3 separate regions of the Homo sapiens genome follow, and regions 1 and 3 are each linked to region 2. Evidence: chromatin contacts called from ENCODE Hi-C or POLR2A ChIA-PET data. All regions are on one chromosome and are shown on one strand. Each heading gives the region's core, a stretch centred on a gene start or an enhancer-like site at or near the end of the contact. The rest is flanking DNA. Distances are from core to core; before and after follow the strand shown. Region 1 holds the start of COPB2 (coat protein complex I subunit beta 2). Region 2 holds the start of DNAJC13 (DnaJ heat shock protein family (Hsp40) member C13). Region 3 holds the start of ALDH1L1-AS1 (ALDH1L1 antisense RNA 1).

Region 1 (4,567 bases), core at 544-3,043, 7.0 Mb after region 2:
ATTCAGAGTTAGCCAGTTAGAGCAGTGCCTGACCTACAGTAACCACTTCACAAACATATAACTCTATCTCCCAGCTGCTGTGAGAATTAGGCAGCCATGTTTAGCAAAGTGCATGGCAGACACTAAATATTCTATGGTAAATGTACAAATGAATGAATTCACGTTTTGTATTTTCCACAAAGGATTTAAAATATATAAAGAATGAAGGCAATATTTCATTATAGAAATACACTGGTAAATGTAAAGACGGCAAAAGAAAATGAAATTAGGCAGATCCAAGAGCCTTTTCCAAAAACGTCCATTACTGCAACCACAGCAGACCCAAACTACATCAGGTAGTTAGTAATACGAAGTGCTCTAATTAAGAGGCTTGAGGTCTTGTTCAGGGACTGTAACCTGGGTGCCCAAGAAAGTCCACGGATAGTGCTAGCTTCGGCAGCACATAGAGAGGAGATTAGCGTGGCCCCTGCGCAAGTATGACACGCAAATCCGTGAAGCGTTCCATATTTTTTATAAAACAAATTAAAAAAAAAAAGAAGGTCCATGGATTGTGGGGGGGGGTGTCTGTGAATGAATGCACTGAATTTTATGCAAAAATGTTTGTTTCTCTGTGCATTTTCCCTGGGAGTATTCCTAACTTTTTCCTAGTTCCAACTTTGCCACAATTAACCTTGTAGAAACATAATTTAAAAAAATTTTTTAACTTAAGATGAGGGACTTAATCCCTAGCGTCTTCAAGCTCCAAAATGTTTGATTCTGTGCTTCATAACAAGTTTTTTTTTTTTTTTTTTTGAGACGGAGTCTTGCTCTGTCCCAGGCTGGAGTGCAGTGGTGCGACCTCGGCTCACTGCAGCCTCTGCCTCCCGGGTTCAAGCGATTCTCCTGCCTCAGCCTCCTGAGTAGCTGGGACTACAGGGGCCCGCCACCACGCCCGGCTAATTTCTTTTTTTTTTTTTTGCATTTTCAATAGAGACGGAAGATATTCTTATACTATCGTTTTCTTTCCTTATTATTATAACACTCTTGTGCAAACTAGTCTAGGGCGTTTTTTAGGGTTACGGTGATAATAACAAAGTGCTCTAACAATTACTATTCTTACCAGCCACTGGATTTGCAAATGCATAAAAGCACACCAGCCAGTGTTATAAACAGCACCCCCTTCCTCCCAACCCTTCTTCTCCCCTTAGAAACCTAACAGCTGAGATATCAAAGCATTTGAAATTCCATTTTTGACTCCATATACATTTGTTTTTGGCTTCTTTGCTTGTTTATAGTTTGTAGCCAGCACACACTATCCCCAGAATAAGCCCAACAGGAGTGTAGATTAACTACCACCGTTTTAAAGGCAAACTTTAGTTTTACCAAAGCCTCCTACGGAGTTCAACACATTCGGCTTCTGTGTTTCCCTACACCACCGATCCCGCTGCAGACTGCAGGAGCTCTGGCAAGCGCCACAAGCGCCAGGGGAGACAAAACCCCTCACTAGCAGGCTTTGCCTCCCCAAATCACCCCGGTCCCCTAGGCCCCACCGCCTTCTCCCTTCCTGGAATCAAACGACCAAGACCCCGCAAGGCCTGAGGCGGCGGCCGCAGCGGGAGCCCAGACCACTGCTTACCGCGGCCCTCAGTCCAGAAGCTCCAGGAATCGGCCGTAACCTATGGGACCCCGCTCCCTTCTACGGGATCTGGACCTACCATGGCTGCGTCGGTCCAATCCCGGGAACCCTCGTTTGTTACCGGCTACTCAGGCCTTGAGATAAACCCACCGATCCACTGACCGTCAGACTGACTGACGTGGAACTTCCGGGAGCCGATTCTCGCGATAGTCAGAGGCCAGGGCCGGAGCGCCTGCGCAAACTGCGCGCAGGGCCGTCGTTTCCCAAGCCCCGCCCCAGTTTCCTAGGCAACGTGGCCTTCCAGACCGCTGGTAGTGGACTTGAGGCTGTCGGGAAGGAGGGGTGTGGCCTAGACCACTAAGGGCCGTGACGTGGTGCCGCTGAGCTTGGACCCCGACCAGAAGATAGAGATTGAAACGATGAGGAAAACGAAGTGCCTAATCCCCGCTGGACGCTAACTGCAGGGCAAGCTCCCCAGTGTTGTAGTTGTGTTTCGGAGGCCGAGAACCGCTATCGGGCTTCCTCGGACTCTGGCCCTGGAGGGGGGAAACGGCGAGGGAGAAGGCGAAACGAGTCTCCAGTGTGTTCTTGGGGCCTGGTGCGAGGCCCAGAGAATTCTCTGCAGGCCTTTGCCCGGGCACTGATTAAGGCTGCGAAGAGACGCACCGGGCTGCGGGCTTAGTAGCTTCAGGCTTCTGAAGTCAGAGGGAGGGCTGAGAGCTTACACTTCTGGAGCTCCCCGGGAGACGGCAACTACCCAACCGTGTGGGTGTGTTTGTGTATGTGTCTTTTGTTGAGCTTCGGCTGGCTGTGTTATTCATTCAACAAATATTTATCGATCTTCGGCAGTGTGTCAGACATACCTTCTTCTCAAATCTTCACATCAAACCTGAATTATCTCCATTTAATGATGAGGAAACTCGGGCTCAAAGAAGTTAAGTGTTCTAGCCAAGACTGCATAGTAAGTGGCAGATAAAACCTCAAAGTTGGGCCGGGCGCGGTGGCTCACGCCTGTAATCCCAGCACTTTGGGAGGCCGAAACGGGTGGATCACCTGAGGTCAGGAGTTCGAGACCAGCCTGGCCAACATGGTGAAACCCCGTCTCTATTAAAAATACAAAATTAGCCTGGCGTGGTGGCGGGCGCCTGTAATCCAAGCTGTTCCAGAGGCTGACAGGAGAATCGCTTAGAACCCAGGAGGTGGAGGTTGCAGTGAGCTGAGATCGCGCCACTGCACTCCAGCCTGGGCAACAGAGCAAGACTCTGTCTCAAAACAAAACACCTCAAAGTTTGTGCTCTTTCTACTACATAAAAATATCTCTTCATTAATGTGGCTGAATTCTAAGGGCCTGTGCCATAGGGGTTACACTACACAATAAAGTTCGAGAACATTTGCCTGTCACACGCACTGCACATCTCCTGTATTTCCTTTTTTTTTTTTTTTTTAAGAAAACATGTGGACCATAGAAAACTTGCCCTCTGGTTACACGTACAAACGTGTATTTTTAACTTGAGAGAAATCTTAAAGTCTTTTCAGACCTCCAGATTTTCAGAAAGGCAAAAAGAAAAATTATGTATTTGTGTGTGTAGATAATGATAATCAGAGGGAGATGATTTTGCACGAAATTATTTGGCTTTAGTAGGAGCCTTGAGCTAATGTGACTCTCTTCATGGGCCTCAGTTTTCATCATCTTAAAAAAAATCCAGCTACATGGTTTCTAAAGATCCTTCCATTTTTTTTTTTTTTATGTTTCTGTGGCATTCAATAGTGGAAAAAAGAGTCTGGAACTGGAGTTTAGTGCCAGCAGTGTGATCTTATGTAAATTGAGACTAATAATTCTAGTAATTGCATACTTTGCTTACTCTATGGAGTGACTGAGGATCCTGAGTTGAAAAAATTATATGAACTATACCTAATTTGCTTGAATAGTGGAACTTTCAATATTTCTAACTCCTGAATACTCTTGCACTTGAGAGAGTATTTTTGGATTTGGCACAGTACTAAGTGATACAAAATAAAATGATGTATCTCTATTGTCAAGGGGCTCAGCTGGGAATGCTTAAATCTTTGTATACCACTGGGCCACCTAAGGGTCTACCTAGCTGGTGTTGCGGGCCTGAACCCTCAAGTGTCATTCTTACTTGGACTATATCTTTTCTCATGTTTTCCACTGCAATTAGCCAAAATTAAGTCCTGCAATTGTAGACTGTAAATTCACTCTTTTAACCATTACATACTGAATGTGTACTATATACAAAGCACTATACTAGGTGCTGCCTTAAGATATTACCCATAGAATTTGGTGTTGGATTTTGGTTGAAATAAATTTTAAAGAAATAAAATTCTTAAATAGGAACTAATACATAACATTAAATATACACGTGTATTTCACTAGGCGTTCGACTGTGGGTTTAAATTAAAATCTTTTGTTTACTTGGTTTAGAGGAGACTGGAAGGTTAGGAAAAATAACCGTTGGGAAGAAAAGAAATATAGACAAGCTTAGCAGATTGGTAAAGGGTTTCCCAAGAGGTTGACTGCAATCGATTAACAGATCTTAAAGTCTTACCTAGTCAATTTCTATAATAGCTATTTCAGCCCTGCCTTTTTGCAGCAGCTGGGAGAATTCCAAGTGGGAATTCAGGTTGCAGTGCCTCTGTAAGTACCCTATATACACTGTTCCCTTCCCACCCTATTCCTACCTCTTCATAAGAAGTTGAGGAAAATAATTCGTTGAGAAAGAGTCAGGGTTTTTTGTTTATTATTTTATTTTATTTGTATTTATTTATTTATCTTGAGATGGTGTCTCACATTGTCACCCAGGCTGGAGTGCAGTGGCGCCATCTCAGCTCACTGCAACCTCCACCTCCCGGGTTCAAGCGATTCCCCTGCCTCAGTCTCCCCAGTAGCTGGGACTACGGGTGCACGCCACCACGCCTGGCTGATTTTTGTAG
Region 2 (4,487 bases), core at 1,431-3,930:
AAAAATTGCTAATGCAACATTTTACATTTTTTTGTAACAATTTTAATTTTTATTCTGTGTTCAGTAGCCACATAGGGCTAGTGGCTACTGTACTGAAAACATAGTTCAAGCATTGTTGAGTGGTATGAGTTCTTAAGGATTTACTTTGGATCTGGGCATTGATATAATTAGGAAGGTCAATTTAGCAGCAATGGGAATTAGATAAGCAAGTGTTTGACATTCTTGTGGGCTCTCTAAAGTCTTAGATCACTCCAGCCTTGTATGCTAACTTTGGAGACTGATAAAGGCTATTGGTGCCTAAAAGGCTGTGAAATGTATTTTTTAAAAAGCTGTGAAATATTTTAAGTGTACATCACATAATTTAGATTGTAAATTTGATACATCTGCACTATGAAAGTGTCAGAAACGCTAGTGCAAACTTTAATTATGAATAAAAAGACAAATCCAGAAAAAGAAGTGTGCATTTGTCACTCTTAAAAAAGAGTTGGGTGGGGAAAGGATCCAACTGATTTAACCTAATAGGGAAAGAAGAGACAAGTCCTACTCTCCCTGACTCTTGTATTTTGTTGTGGCATTTTAAGAAGGATCCAATTGTATGGATCCAATTAAAAGCAACCAGTGGTTGTGAAAAGGCTTGAAACTACATCTTGTGAACAATGGTTGAAAGTACTTTGAATATGGTTTCTTAAAATGAGTATCTGTAGCAGGGGTAGTTAGAAGGATATGCACGGGAGAGGGAGTGGGAAAGGGTGATAAGCTGTACTGATAAGTGCTTAAATGAATGTCACATACAAGAAGAAAAGAGCAAGAAACAAAGACAAAATAACTACTCATAGAAGAGAGTGCAAGTTGGCTGAATACAAGGAAAATGGCTTATAAAAATGCAATGGAAAAAGATGTCTTGTGAGGCAATTTTGCACTACAGAGGATGGGGACAATTCATGATGCCTAAGGCTCCTCTCAACACGAGAATTGATTTTATTGGTCTCAAATATTGAACAGAGAGGCAGTGTGGAGGTTGAACAGTTCACTGGCCTTGATGTTACAGGCAGGCCCTGTGTCTTAATCTTGGCTCAACCTTTAGGAGTTAGGTCACCTTTAGCAAGTCTCCTGGACTCTCTGGGTCTGCTGCTTCTCTAAAATCGAAATAATATACCCCACATTTACTTTTGGGATTACTGGAAGGCTTTGTAACCACATAAACACGTTTCTGTTTCCATGGGATAAGCCAATAAGGCCCCTTAACACAGCCCTCCTGTTTCTTTTTCCTCCTCCTCCCTTCCTACTCTATTTCGGGTTCTGTCTTCCCACACCCAGCTATTCCTAGTACCTTCCCTTACATGCACCTTATCTTACTGCTGCATTACAGAAAAGTCTAAGGATAAACACAAATAGTCTTTTTCCGCCCTAAGGTAGGGCAAAGGGTTAATAGAATCAAGAGGTAAAGTCTGTAAAAACCATTTTTCCACATTTTTTCATCCTGCAATCGCTGTCTATAAAATGAGCCAACTTGCTGAAGGGGACGCCAAGAAATCACAATTTCAGGACTGCCATGAAGAATGAGTATTCAACTCCTTATCAGAGACCTTTAACCCTTATACAATAATGTATCCATGCAGGTCACCCTACACTGCCTCTACTCTGAAGTCTGCAGCAGAATCACTATTTTTTTTTTAATCACTAATTTTTAAACTGTGGTCTTTACGGCTCAGATCTGGGAGTGGACATTGACCTTTCTTATTTAAACCATTGCCCACAGATAACACATAATTTCTAGCCGAATCCTTTAGTCCCAATATCCCCTCTTTTCACTGCCCTGACTTCCCTCTCAGGTGAGGTTCAGGAAGATGGTTATCTAGAGGGCACAGGTTCTGGGTTCAAATTACTTGGGTGCAAACATGAAATCCACTACTCTGAGGCTGGGCCTCAACTTATCTGCAAAACGAGGATGATTCGTATCTCAGAGAGTTGAAGATTAAGCAGCTTTAAGTAAACTTCTAAACACTTGATCCGGACACAATAAATGGGGCTACCAGAACTATCTTTCCAGCATTCCCACCTGCAAATGCCTTAGGCGTCTCTGAGAATTTGGTCTCTGAGACCTTCCAGAGCATCCATAACTTAAACCCTGCTCTGCTGTCGTTCAGGACGTCTCAATAGTAAATGAACCTGCTGGCTCCCAATCCAGCCAAACCAGGAGATAGGCTGAGGCTTCAGACTGCCTCGCAGATGCTCCATGGCACTTGACGGCAAGAGCTAAAAAGAGGTGATTTAAAACAAGATTTCCTCGGACTTAAAGCTTAAGTACCGGGTTGCGACCCTACTCTCCGCAGGACATAAGCGGAGGGGCGCGGCCCTAAGGCACACGCCGGAGGGGCGTGGTCATGGGCACCCGCCGGAGGGGCGTGGTCATGGGCACCCGCGCGCGCCCAGGGGCGTGTCCTTTTCAGCACCCACCGAGGCGCCAGCCCCCTGACGCGCTGCGTGGAATCCAAATCCCACGGCCGGTGTCGTTACTCTGCGCATGTGTAGCTGCTGGGGGCTGGCCGGAGGAAAGCAGAATTTCAGGGAAAGAACGATCGGGACGGGGAGGACGGGGAGGGCGGGGCAGAAGACGGAAGAGTTGAAATCAGCTGACTGGGTCTCGTGACAGCCTGGGCGGTGGCGACGCAGGCGTATTAGAGCGCGCTCGCTCAAAGCCTGAGCGAAGATGGCGGCCTCCAGAGTGAAACTCTGAGAGGCAGAGGGAGGAGGCGGAGGGGGCGGGGAGGCAGCGCCGCGGCGGCACCAGGAACCCGCGGCAGCGGAGCTGCAGGGCCCCGGCGGGGGAAAGGGGAAGTGGTGAGGGTGAGGAGGCCGGAGGGCGCCTCATCCCACTCTGGAAGCTGAGCCGGCGGCGGGAGGAGCTAGGGCTGGAGCCTCTCCAGCCTCCCGCGAAGGTAAAGCCGACTCCGGGCACTGGGCTCTGGGGCTCTGCCTTACTCCCTTCCCACGCCGTGGGGACTTTGTGGGGCTCAGGGCAGGGAAAACGGGGTGGTCTTGGCTGCTGCAGCCTGCAGCTGCTAAGGAAGCAGATTACCCTTCCCCCAGGCTGCTGGTCTGGTTCCTTTCGTTGGACGCCCCCCCGGCTTTGAGTGACATTAGCTCAGGGCGCTGCCCTGTCCAGCCCCACCCCTTTTTTTTGCTTGTTTTATACCTAGTACGCTCCTCCACTCGCCTTAACATATCCTTACCCCACAGGCTCTTCATTCCCTTGTGGGTTCCGCCCTCGGGATTCCCTTCCAGTCTCCTAGTCTGAGCACCCTTCCTGCTGGATGCCGGCAACTCTTGTTTCCTTGGGTCAGCGACCCTCCTTCCGAACAAGTCCTGCAGACTGACTTTCTTTGCTTTGTTTCGTTTTGTTAGGAAATGAGCATCCGCGTCGTCTGTTCTCCAGTACTTTTTCTAAAATCATTTTCTCCCCTAAGGCTTTTCCTTCCTGCAAGGCAGCTTATTCACGTGGCCTTTCCTCCGCTGCTGTGATTTTATCTTTGAATGTGGCCTTTGGAGTGGGTAAAGTAGGACTTAGACGCTCAGTGAAGTGGCTGTTAATCACTTGATACTTAACTATGTTTAAGAGTGCCTTCCCTTAAATTTTCTCCTTTTGTAGCGTGTTCCGTTAACCACGTTTGTCTTAAGATTGTTTCCTGTGTCCGTTGCTTAGAGGGGGGAAAAAAGTAAAGATTTCACCCTAATGTGGCGGTGGTCTCCCAAAGTAATTATTTCTCATTTTCCCTCTGCTTTTCCCTTTTACGTTATTCTGATTTCCCTCAAAAAGGAGGTTCTGTACCTGATGCTGTTGCGTCCTCTATGAAGGGCTTTATAGTGTACAGTTATGTTGAGCCTTTTGTAATACAGTGTCTTGGGGAAAAAAGTAGAAGTTCAGAACCTGCCCCCAGTAATTCTTTCTTACTATATTTTCTTTCTCAGTTTATGGACTTGATAGGTTTCTAGGTTTGAAACTACTGCCTGCAGGGAAAATTACAGTGATAAGGTTTTATAATATATTACCAGTACTTTGAGTTTATGGGAGTATGAAACAGAATTTGCCTTAAAAAAATAAATTTATAGAAACCACTTGTCAGAAATTCGGTATCCAGAACACAGTTCTTTGATTTTTGGAAAGTACTTTATTGGCTTATCTATCATATAACGTAAAACCTTGTTCACATTTTGTGTAATGTGAAACGCTTTTTAAGCTACTATATCTCAGACTTGGCTTGTGCTGTTAGTATCACAATGCATTCAGGCAACACACGTCCTTGTGTAGAAATTATTACATTATACTCCTTGTTTGAAAACAGGAAGTAGAACATATTAAGGGAGGAAAAGAGGAGTCAGAGGATTATTAAGAAATAAGAATGTAAAGAACCTTAAGGCTAGAGTTCAGTTCATGGAAAATATCAGCATTTGTATTCCACTGAGAGGCAATGAATATTCCTCTTTTT
Region 3 (4,950 bases), core at 262-2,761, 6.3 Mb before region 2:
CTCTAGGCGCCCCGTCAGCACCCCAGTGCGAACACATCCTGCCCGGGGACCTGGACCCAGCAGCTCACACAGACCAGGGCTCGCCCAAAGGCAGGCAGGCAGGGCCACTGCTGACCACGCACCTGGCTGGTCGTGATTCTGGAACTAATGGTTTCTGCCTGGCAGGGAGGCCGCCAGGACCTCTGGGCTTCACCCCTCCCCACCTTCACAGGGGACCTCGCCTCAGTGGGAATGTTCTGGAGCCGGAACCCAAGGTTGGAATCCCAGCTCCTCCCCTTTCTAGGTCTGTGACCTTGGAAAAATTAAACTTTCTGTACCTCTGTTGCCTAATCTGTGAAATGGGGTAATACTACCTACTGTGTAGGGCTGTGAAGATTAAATGGAGTCATGCATTATCATCACAGGGCACCTGGCCCATCCTCAACCCCAGTTCAGACTCCTCAAAGCCCTAAGGTTTCAGATCAATGGTCAGAACCACGAGGAGGACCTGCTAAAGACAAGTATGGGGACCCACCCCCAAGGTTTAGGATTTAGAAGGTCAGGGTGGGGCTGGGGAACCCGCATTTCTAGCAGATCTCAGGAAAGGCAGTGCTGCTGGTCCTGGGACCACAGTTTGAAAACCACTGGTGTAAAAAAAGCCTTCTAAAAAAAAGTGGGATTTGATCACTAAAGTCATATGGAAAAAACTGGAAGAAAGAGGAAAAAATAAACAAATAAATAACGGGATTTTAAAGAGACCTATCCCACCGGCTCTCCTGGATGGAGAGAGTGTGGGACTCTGAGACAGACTCCCGGCTGGGCACCCCCAGGAGGTTTTCTTCACCAGAGGTTTGCACCGAGCCCACCCAGGACAGTGGGCTGAGCCTGTGGTAGAGGCTGGCGGGAGGTCTGGCTGAGGCAGCGAGGGGTCCCTGCGCGCGGGCGCTGCAGGAGTCACGCGTGTGACATCCAACCAGGAGCCGTGCCCTGAGCAGGCCAGGAAGGAGGAGACAGGGCCGCTGAATGCACACCGCAGCGGTGTGGGGAGCGGCCTCAGACACCTAAGGGTAGGACCGGCCGGCTCCCCCGCGACCCCCAGCGCCTGGGTTCTCTCCCGGCCTCCCCGAGGCGTGGCCTACCCCAGGCATGGCCCCACCCCGCCCCAGGCCGCCCCTCCGACCCCTCGTGTTTACCTCATCTCCCGCGCGCCTTTCCCCCACCGAGTCCCCCAAATCCCGGTCCCCACCTGACTCCCCCTCCCGCCGAGCCCCCAGGGCCCGGCGCCCGGCTCACTCGCCTCCCGCGCACCCACTCCCGGGCGCCCTCTCCCGCGCGCCTCCCCGACCCCCCTTGGGCCCCAGCTGACCCCACCTTCCGCCCCAACCCCGCCCGGAACAGGGCCGCGCTTACCGGGTCCCCTCCCAGGCGGCGGCGGGAAAGAGGCGGGCGGAGGACGCAGGGGCGGGCCTGCGGCTCAGGCAGGAAGCGGGAAGGCCGGGCCTCCCTGGCCCCGCCCCGGCCGGGCGGCCGGACCTCGGACGACTTGGCGCTCCGGGACAGCAGCAGACGCCCAAGCTCCGGCAGCGCAGAGCCCCGCCGGGGGCCCGGGGGGCTGGGAGCCGGGGATCGCGGGGACGGAAGTGGGGGACCGAGTCTCGCGAGCCCGGGCCCTCCTCGCAGCTGGGGCCCCACTGGCGCCCCCGCGGGAGCGCTACGGGAGAGGCGCCTATGCGGCTGCAGGTTTTATTATGGAGCTGTCAAGGTAGAAAGGTACGGAGAACGGGAACCCACCGACAGCCAACTTCCCTTGGGACCCGCCTTTTGCTTTAAAAACAACAACGACAAGTCTGTGCTTCACCCCACACATGCCTTTCGTTTTCCCTTTTTTCCCAGAGTAATTTTAAAGCATCCCAGTGGATAAATTCTCCTTTAAATACTCGAGTATGTTTAATCAGTAAGGCCTATTTTTTTAAACATTCTCATAGTATTACGGTCACACCTAACGAAATTGGCAATTCCCAGTCCGGGCCTGAGGGAGGCCTGATGGTTCACAAGACTTGGTAAAATATATCATTATATTTTAAACCAAAAAATAAATGATAAGGCACCTCCCCGTTCCCAACCACCAAATCATCCGAATGGACTTCTTCCTCAGCCAGGACTTTTAGAATTTAACCTGAAAAACTGGTTCAGGCCATAAGGGGAAGTGGAGGCCGAACATGCCTCATTATCCCTCTCCTGCATTAACATCAACACAGACTTTAAGTCTGATAAGAAACATTTTACAGCCTCTTCTCTCTGAAGCCTGCTACCCTATCCGAATACTTCATCTGCGTGATAAAACACATTGGTCTCCACAACCTCTTAACCCAGACATTCCTTTCTTTAATCCCAGGTCTTTGGACAAACTCAACCAATTGTCAACCAGAAAATGTTTAAGTTGACCTATACCCTAGAACCACCCTCCCCCTCTTTGAGTTTTCCTGCCTTTCTGGATCAAACAAATTTATTTCTTAAATGAACTTAACTTGAAGTCTCATGCCTCCTCAGAATGTATTAAACCAAGCTGCACCCCGACCTCCTTGGGCACATGTTCTCAAGACCTCCTGAAGGCTGTGTCACTGGCTGTGGTCACTCATATTTGGCTCACAATAAATCTCTTCAAATATTTTACAGAGTTTGACTCTTCCACAATAATTTGGCACCCAGCGTGGGGCCTCAGAGAAGACTCAGGACCCCAAAGGAGTTGCCTGAACTCGGAGCGAAGATACCAGTGGGGCCCATTGAAGCCTCCCAGACTTCTAGCTTCTCCCCCGATGGAACTGGTTAAGTTCTCCTGAGCCCCAGATCGCCCTTTGGTTGACAGTCCTTCGTTTAGTGTGAGCTGGTTTTTCTCCTAGGAAGTTGTTGTTTAAGGATTCTAATTCTAGTTCAGAGACACATTCTAAAGGGTTTTCTTTATTGCTTTTTCTCCCAAAATTAATCTTGATTCGGCTTGTCTGCGCATTTGTGTGAGGAATTGAACTGTTGTTTTCATAGGTAAATGAGAGACTGAGTTTTCTCAACTCCAAAGAGAAAGGCATTTGCTCCTCCCAGCCAAAACGTGCTCCTGGGTGACTGGGGGCCTTGTGGGAGTGTCTGGGGGGGGGTTGACATCCTGTGACATGCAGCAGCCCTATGGGGAAATCCCCAACAAAAATTAATTTTAAAAATGGCTTGTCCAGGAATGCATATAAGGACTGATCACCCATCATTTTGAGCCCTCTCAAAGGTAATAGACCTCTGGAGAGAGAAACTGAGACATGTAACAGGGTGGAAACAACTCAGTGGTGACACATGGTGGGGTCCTGCCCACAAGCAGCACACATTGATCCACCACACAAAAACCCTAGGCCACAGCTCAGTTCCTACTTCTAAGAAAAAAAAAGGTGGGAAACAAATGATCTAAGAATGAGGAGAAAACAAGGAGAATGACCTCATTTCGGGCACTCTGTTGGTTTTATGGTGCGTCTACTTGCCAGAGCTTATGTAAAATGGAAATATAATGATCCTTGTGCACATTTACATTAAGGAAAAGAGCCCTAAGGTCAACCTGTACACTATAGAGTTCCTAAGTTCTCTTCTTCTCTATATTTTCTGCCTGCTTTAAATCTGCTTTTACTTTTGTACTGAAATTAAAAACCACTGTTTGGATCTAACCTATTTTTCTTTTTCTTTGTTTTCTTGTTTTTTTTTTTTTTTTTTTTTTTTTTTTTGCAAGCTGGGGAATTTGTATTTATCTCATGGCTAAAGTTCTGAAGTAAAAGCTATAGGATCTGTGTGTGTGTGTGTGTGTGTGTGTGTGTGTGTGTGTGTGTATTTAAAAGGATTTTATAATAGACTTCTATAATTTTGTTTAAATGGCAAATTAAATCCATTTTAATTTCCCTCTAGCAAACCAGACTGTCTCTTGGTACTTTGAGATGTAAATTTTGCTATCTGATTTTTCACCTAAGAGTTGTTTCCTTTAATATGCAAATGTAGGACTATTTAGCTGACAACTGCCCAGGGTGATGAAACAGGCTATCATGAATTTAAAAGTCTAAGGGAAAAAGAGGTCTTACAAATACATAAGATGTACTTCTATTGCCATGCCTAATACGCTATGCATTTATGTGTTGTGTACACAATGTGTCACTACTAAAAATATGTAAAAGAGCTCTAATTAGCTTAAGTAAAAATAAAAGCACTTAAATACTTGATCAAAAAATACTAATCAATGCTTTTCAAGTTCACGTGACAAGTAAAATATTTAATAAATAAACTGTCTTTAAAATCATTGGTAAAAAAAATTAAAATGTTCTAAGAATTGTTAGTATTTTTGTTTGCATTTATTGATCAAGTAGCTTCATGCTTATTCCTTCAGAATACTATAAGATTAGCCATAGGGTTATAAAACTATAAAACCCAGCCCAAGACAGAATGATCTTTGCTTGTATAATTTTTGATAAATAAGACATGGAATATGGTTGGTTTAATGAAAACAGCTAAATCATGAGTTACTGGAAAAAATACTCTTATATTTAATCATAAGTTCATTATTGAAGTAAACACCTGAAATTCACAGCTATAAAAATGGTTAACAGGGAAATAACTTCAATAATGACTGTCACAGTTTTTGTTAATAATCCAGGTAAACAAATAAATTAATCAGGTAAAGGTAATGGAATAAGTGTTTGTAAACAAACGTCATATAATTTAGGACCTCAGGTTATTAATAAGTATTAAGTATCTGGGTAATTTCCAATTTAAAAATTATAGAAAAACTTTTTTTTAAATGGTAAATATCTTTTTCTAATTCAAAGCTTATTTAAAGGTTATGTATAAAACAAGGTAAAAGGAACTAGGAAATAAGAGATGTAGAGAAACATAAGACATAAAGAGGTAATTTTTGGTAAAGAAGGTAAAAAGGAAAGTGATACTATATAAGAA

Evidence for each region. Hi-C counts contacts between places; a loop is a spot of excess contacts on that map. ChIA-PET counts read pairs that join two places held with the same protein, here RNA polymerase II (POLR2A). Pooled maps may share reads with other maps.
Region 1: a loop to region 2 is called in a pooled map, with 13 times the contacts of the local background. The contact joins the promoter of COPB2 here to the promoter of DNAJC13 in region 2. A Hi-C loop is called at or near these places in 5 of 50 pooled maps.
Region 3: a map of naive thymus-derived CD4-positive, alpha-beta T cell shows a loop between it and region 2 (17-fold over the local background). The contact joins the promoter of ALDH1L1-AS1 here to the promoter of DNAJC13 in region 2. A Hi-C loop is called at or near these places in 1 of 168 maps with a recorded cell type or tissue (naive thymus-derived CD4-positive, alpha-beta T cell) and 6 of 50 pooled maps. POLR2A ChIA-PET finds 5 or more read pairs at or near these places in 1 of 52 experiments (OCI-LY7).

What each region holds. Positions count from the first base shown.
Region 1 is chr3:139,387,854-139,392,420 of GRCh38, forward strand. COPB2 (coat protein complex I subunit beta 2) reads right to left here and starts at 1,794. Exons shown (of 22, transcript NM_004766.3): 1 at 1,695-1,794. The coding sequence starts at 1,697. COPB2-DT (COPB2 divergent transcript) reads left to right here and starts at 1,950. Exons shown (of 5, transcript NR_121609.1): 1 at 1,950-2,080. It also overlaps the pseudogene LOC124906339. RefSeq lists enhancers at 1,472-1,721, 1,518-2,079, 2,012-2,311, 2,080-2,642, 2,522-2,631.
Region 2 is chr3:132,414,822-132,419,308 of GRCh38, forward strand. It overlaps DNAJC13 (DnaJ heat shock protein family (Hsp40) member C13), which reads left to right and starts at 2,681. Exons shown (of 56, transcript NM_015268.4): 1 at 2,681-2,939. RefSeq lists silencers at 2,371-2,470, 2,751-2,890 and enhancers at 2,921-3,070, 3,010-3,545.
Region 3 is chr3:126,082,704-126,087,653 of GRCh38, forward strand. It overlaps ALDH1L1-AS1 (ALDH1L1 antisense RNA 1), which reads left to right and starts at 1,512. Exons shown (of 8, transcript NR_190231.1): 1 at 1,512-1,749. SLC41A3 (solute carrier family 41 member 3) reads right to left here and starts at 1,421. Exons shown (of 11, transcript NM_017836.4): 1 at 1,390-1,421. RefSeq lists silencers at 1,069-1,178, 1,219-1,768.